2 separate regions of the Homo sapiens genome follow, and region 2 is linked to region 1. Evidence: chromatin contacts called from ENCODE Hi-C or POLR2A ChIA-PET data. All regions are on one chromosome and are shown on one strand. The core of a region is the stretch at or near the end of the contact, and the rest is flanking DNA. Distances in the headings are between cores, read along the strand shown.

The links. Hi-C counts contacts between places; a loop is a spot of excess contacts on that map. ChIA-PET counts read pairs that join two places held with the same protein, here RNA polymerase II (POLR2A).
Region 2: a map of esophagus squamous epithelium shows a loop between it and region 1 (4-fold over the local background). The contact joins two enhancer-like sites. A Hi-C loop is called at or near these places in 1 of 168 maps with a recorded cell type or tissue (esophagus squamous epithelium). POLR2A ChIA-PET finds 5 or more read pairs at or near these places in 2 of 52 experiments (AG04450 and BJ).

Annotation. Positions count from the first base shown.
Region 1 is chr3:124,779,022-124,781,948 of GRCh38, reverse strand. The region is part of intron 10 of ITGB5 (integrin subunit beta 5); the gene reads left to right. Among named protein-coding and RNA genes, the nearest start is that of MIR544B, 48 kb to the right of the region's middle. RefSeq lists an enhancer at 793-852. Within about 2 kb of position 1,473, at least 24 of the 41 ENCODE cell types and tissues checked have a DNase peak (open chromatin) inside an H3K27ac peak, as active enhancers do.
Region 2 is chr3:125,279,700-125,282,626 of GRCh38, reverse strand. The region is part of intron 5 of ZNF148 (zinc finger protein 148); the gene reads left to right. Among named protein-coding and RNA genes, the nearest start is that of SLC12A8, 68 kb to the right of the region's middle. Within about 2 kb of position 1,471, at least 2 of the 41 ENCODE cell types and tissues checked have a DNase peak (open chromatin) inside an H3K27ac peak, as active enhancers do.

The DNA of each region.
Region 1 (2,927 bases), core at 224-2,723:
TTCCTCTCCTACTGGTGAGGAACCTGGACCGCTGCCCACAGCCAGCAGGTAGGTGGGTGAGGTTGCACGGCAGCACTGCTCAGAGAGGACTTCCCCAGCAAGTCTGAGGAGTTGCACAGTGGAGGGACAGGGATAGGACCTAGGAGAGCAGGGGAGACGTTCCACCAAAGCTGAGTTCTAGGGGTGGTTTTAAGCAAGGGAGAGCTGTGCTTTCTTTGTGAAAGAAACAGCCCTTAGTTGGCAAGTTCTCCAATGCATAACTCCCCCAGGCATGGTAATGCTGTTTACAAGCGCAGGAAACCCATGGTGAGAACAAAACTTTTCAAGAGCAACTTCTCTCTTGCCCTTGGAGATTTATTTAGTTGCTACTGAGGTGCCTGGACCCAAGCTGAGATCCCTTGTGAGGAAGTTGGGAACACGTCCTGTGCGTTTCAGAAATCTCTGTTCTTTACTTTTTCTACAATCAACACCAGCACATGGAGGGGAGAGGGAAAATAGTGGGATGGGCATATTGCTGTGGGGACCAGGCTTGGAGACACCCTGAGAACACCAGGCAGCACAGGTCAGGTGGGGACACACGAGGGCATGGGAGGACAAGGGGTCTGTTACGTAATCCCAACCTGCTTGTCAGCAGAGCCAGGAATAGCGCTTCTTAGGAGGGATTTCCCCCCAGGAAATCTTCAAAGCCCCAGACAGAGGCCGCAGTCCTTGGAAGCTTATGTATGTGTTTGGCCACAGTGAGCCCATCCCGGGTCTGGCTCTGGTGCTCCAGAGAGGACTGTGGTTGGCCCAGCATGTGAGCGCCAAGCAGGTCTGTCACCGAGCTCTCCCCAGCCACTGCGCATTCCGCACTTTGTAATCTCATCCCAGGCTGCCCTGGCTCGGCAGTGTCACACGGCCCTCAGCCACACAGACACCAGCGAACTGAAGCACACAGCTGCTGACTTGGCTTCCTGCTCTGCCTACGACAGTTGATGGAGAGTTCCAGAAACTGGGCCCAGAGTCTCACACAGAGCTGGCTAGAACACACATGAAATCTGACTTTGGGTGATGATAGGGAAATTACCTCCCATGTGTAAAGGCTTCCAGCCACACTCCCTCTATGTCTTTGAGCCACTTCCTGTTTACATGGCCACCTTTTCGGAGGAGAGGGGAAGAGGGAGGAGGAGGGGACACTGCCGGGGAGAGGGGAGGGTTCCCTGGGGGATGTGAGGAAAGTGGGGAAACACGGGGGGGGGGACACTAAGGCAGAACTGAGATGAGACGATGAGAGGAGGTGAGTGTATGTGCAGGAGACACTGACCGTGGGCATGGGGGTGGGGGACAGGGCCGTGAGAAGAGAGAAGGGGACGGCCCTCCTGTCTCAGGCGCTGAGCCCAGTCCTCCCTCTTCAGCCTTCTGTGAGCCAGAATGGACTCCCGGAGGGGATGGAGCTGTGCTGAGGGAAGCCAAGGAAGCCACAGTGCATTCCAGAGCTAGTGGAAACTATTTTTGAGCCAGCTATGGAGAGATGATTTGTACCCTGAGGGCCTGACGTCTGCCTGGTTATAACACTGAGCTGGGTGAGGATGGGAAGAAGAGAACCCCTCCTCATTTCTGCCCCATCCCAAGCTGGCTCCTTCCTTCCTGCAGCCCCACTGCGGTCCTGCTAGCCCTCTGCGGTCACCCATGGCTGCCTTGGGCCTCTGCAGACCCAGAGTGGCGTTTGGGGGTGAATGGAGCAGTGGCTTTGTTCCTGGGCCAGAGTTGAGGGTCCCCGTGCCCTGCCTCAGAGGCCCTGCTGAGGGTCCCCATGGTCCCTGTGCCCTGCCTCAGAGGCCTCCCTGAGGGTCCCCGTGCCCTGCCTCAGAGGCCTCGCTGAGGGCCACTGTGCCCTGCTCTGGCATGCCTCAGGGAGCTCCCCACGCAGGGCAGAAGGGGGCCTCTGTGGTGTGAGCCTCCCCGCCAAGGCTCAGACTGGCCGAGCAGCTCCCTCAGGCTCTGGGTGTTGTCAGTCCTGGCTGTTCTTGCTTCCGACTGGGCATGGCCTCGGTCACCTCATGAGGCCCTTTAACTGTGGAAGTCTGTGATTTAAGCTGACAAAAAGGGTACCCCTGAACATCCTCCAAAAAGACCTGTGCCAAGCTCCCCCCACACCCCGCCATGATAAGGCAGTGATGTTTAATGAGCCAACACTATTCTAAGTGGTTTATAGAGGTTAAGCGAGCTAACTCACACAACAACCCTACCCGCAAGGCATTTTTACTGGCCCCATTTAAATATACAAAGGGGTGAAACGGCAGCCACTGCTGGTAAATAGCAGATTCAGGAGGCCAGCCCGGGCAGCCTGATTCCAGAATCCCTGTGTTAACCACCGCACTCCACTGCCCCCTTTTCCAGGTGGTTCTTCATAGCCCAGCTCTGTTCTCCACTGCCCATGTTTCATGGTGAACAGGCTCCTCTTCATCCTCAGCCTTATGCACAACTTCCCACCTGCTCCTTCTCCTGGGTCTGTTGGTGCCTGAGACCACAGGGTAGGGGGAGGTTGGGGAGGCTGGTGGTGGGAGGCCTCCCACACCCAGGTCACACGTTTCTCGCCCCCCAGTACTGCCTTTGGCTCATTGCCTTCCATCCCCTTTGCTCCCTCTTTTGAGATTGTCTCATCCCTCCACTTTTCCTGTCACATACCTCCTGGTTACCCCCTACATTCCCCAAAGACCTGATCCTGCCTCACACTCTCGCCCTCTGCCCCGAGTTCTGCTGTTCTGGGTGCCTTGCCTTTCCCTGTGGACAAGCTGTACTACACGTGGGTCTCCGAGTTCCTAGAGTGTCAACTCCAGTGGCACCCACGGCAATGCCAGCTCCCGTGTCCTGATGCCCCATGTGTCAGAGATCACTTGGAAGAGCACTGATGTTTCTGACAGCATTCCTGCAAGGGAGGCATTATC
Region 2 (2,927 bases), core at 222-2,721, 500 kb before region 1:
TTGATACTCAATTTTTTTCTATAAAGTCTTGTTTTAAATTTACTAAACAGATAAGAAAAAAAATGTAGTGTGTTGAGAATTAGAGTATTACTAATTTCTCCACTTGCTAAAACCTGATTGCTTGGTCTATGTAATATACCATATTTCTCCTGAAGTAGCAATGACAAGGGGCAAGATAAAGCATCTGAAGATGTCTAGCAGGCATCTTAGAATTCAAAATTTTAAACATAAAATTCTTCAGTTGTAATGGTGTCCATATGTTGGGGAAAAAAGAAAAGCAAAGATGTTTTATGGAACCAGTTGCAGGTAAGACTGCTAATCTCTAAGGCAAACACACTCAGCTGGTAGATCACATTCTACTAAAAGATCTTGAAAAGGTGTGAGCAAGAAAAGAAGGCAAGTCTATACCGGGGAAGAAAATTTTGCCTGCGTTAGTGTGCTATTTGTGTTCTGCTAAGGGATTTTATTCTTTGCCTACCCGCTTCTCTCACTACTCAGTTATCTGAAGACTAAAAAATTGAAAAGTAAAGTATTGCTTTTAGCAACAAATTTAAAAAACAAGAAAGTGGTAAGCTAGGAGGAGTAATTGTTATGGACAGCAGGCAGCCAGGTCCTTTGACAGGTATAGAGTCTCCACTATGCTCCAGATACCATTTTGAACACTGAGATTATAAGGGTGAATAAAAATCAGTTGGATATATTTAAAACAGGTTACAAATTGGAAGGGCCATTGATGCTCATCTGAGTCAAGATGAGTTTACTCTATGTCCTTTATTACTCTGGCCTAAAAAGAAAGTAAGGAAAATATAAAATGTCCAAGAATTTGGTGTTTCTGTCTTTGAACTTAAAAAAAGCTAGATTTTCCTGTGTGTTTATCCACAAGGCAGTGGTAGCTGTTTCATCCATAAAATTCACCTTGAATTAAGGCTTGAATCTACAATGAAAGGCAGCAGTACCTCCAGTGCCAGAAAACAATGACCTAGAACTCCTTAACTCTTCATAAAAGGGCTTTGTACAGTCAAGGATTACATCCGTTTCACATTAAGCAACTTGGGCCAGATTTGTTCTTTACAAAGCCTTTCCTTGCAGTTGCTATGCCACAGAAAGCTATTGAAGTGCCATGTTTTTTGGCAGTTGGATTTTCTTATTTGTTATCAACATACATGAAAAAAAATACCTGGTGCTGTCTTGTTTTTAGTTCCATTTTATATAAGTATTTAACATCTTTTTGTTTGTTTTATGTATAAAATATTTTGAGTCATATTTTAAAAGATTTTGTGTGTTTTCCTTTTGCACAGTGTTAACTTGCTTATTATTATGTGACTTGGAGGGGTTGAAAAAATTCAAAACTGACTGGCCCAGAGATGAAGCTTTCCACTTTCTTTGACTCTCCTCAGGAAGCTGTGACACCCACTTCCATTCTCCTGCCAAATGTTTCCCTTCCATGACTTTGGTGCATAGACTTTGAAGCATTGTTGACCACATTGGCTGTTTGCCCAGAATCCAAATGCCCTGTATAATTTGCATAATAATTACCACTGATCTGCATATAGTATAGGCTGAACTGTCTTCTTGAATTTAAAGTAAAAATGTTTTAAGGATTAAAGCTTTTTTCCCTTACGTACTGCCCTTTTCTAGGTTTGAGAAGGGGTCATAGCTGTGTGTTTGCAGGCCCTAATCAGTTTCCACAGTTCTTTATATTTATTTCCCAGATTTCTCTACCTTTGTTGGACAGTTTCTTAGCTCCCATTCTGTATGCCCACACCTACAGCATTGTTTCCCTCTCACTGGCCATACCCCTCCTGATCAGATCTTCTAGTTTTCTTTGCTGTTTCAGCATAATGTTGTGCCTTTTTTTTTTTTTTTTTGCTTTCGTCAATAATGAAAAAGGAATCATTATTTTCACTCTTCCACATGTCTGATGAAAGGCAATTTTTTTTTTTTTTTGAGATGGGTTTTACTGTATTGCCCAGGCTGGAGTGCAGTGGCATGATGATGGCTCATTGCAGCCTTGACCTCCTGGCCCAAGTGATCCTCCCATCCTCAGCCTCCCAAGTAGCTGAGAGTACAGGTGTGTGCCACCACACCTGGCTAATTTTTGTATTTTAGTGGAGACGGGGTTTCCTCATTTTGCCCAGGCTGGTCTCGAACTCCTGAACTGAAGTGAGCCACCCACCTCAGCCACCCAAAGTGCTGGGATTACAGGCTTGAGCCACCATGCCTGGCCAAAAGGCAGCTTAATGTTGCACATTGAACAAGTTGTTGATAAATTGGAATACATGCAGCCTAAGGTGAGTTTCTCTGTGGTACCATCCAAACCAGGCTTGCAATACTCTTAATCTCAATAAGCCCAGAAAGACAAGGTTGCTTTGTCTCTTGTCTTCCTTCTTTTTACCCACTTCTATTTTTTAAAAAACTGAATTTATAAGTGCTGAATAATTTTCTTATTCAGTACTTATGCCCCAGATGGACCCCATACCCACTTCTAATTTATTTATTTGACAAATATTCTTAGGAATATGTTTAATAATAATTTAGTAGTTCTAGAATAACCTTAGTGATCCTAGACTGAAACAGACCATAAATTCTACCATATTGTAACTTGAAAAGTTAGTGTTCTCTTTTTTTTTTAGTAATAGGTAACCACTTACATGGTTCAAAAAAATGTGTTAAGTGGACAGTGTAAAACCTCCCTCCCATTTTATCTCTTGTCTGCCCAGTTCCCCAGCCATCACAATCAAGGTTATATACTTCTGTATATATATCCTTCTCAAGTAGTTTTTATGCCTATGCAAATATATATTCCTATATGTACCTTTTATATACAAAAGTTAGCAAAACTATACACTGGGTTCTAAACTTTGCCTTTTTTTTTTTTAACTTAACAAATCCTGACACGCTTTTCATATAAGTATATAGAGAGCTTT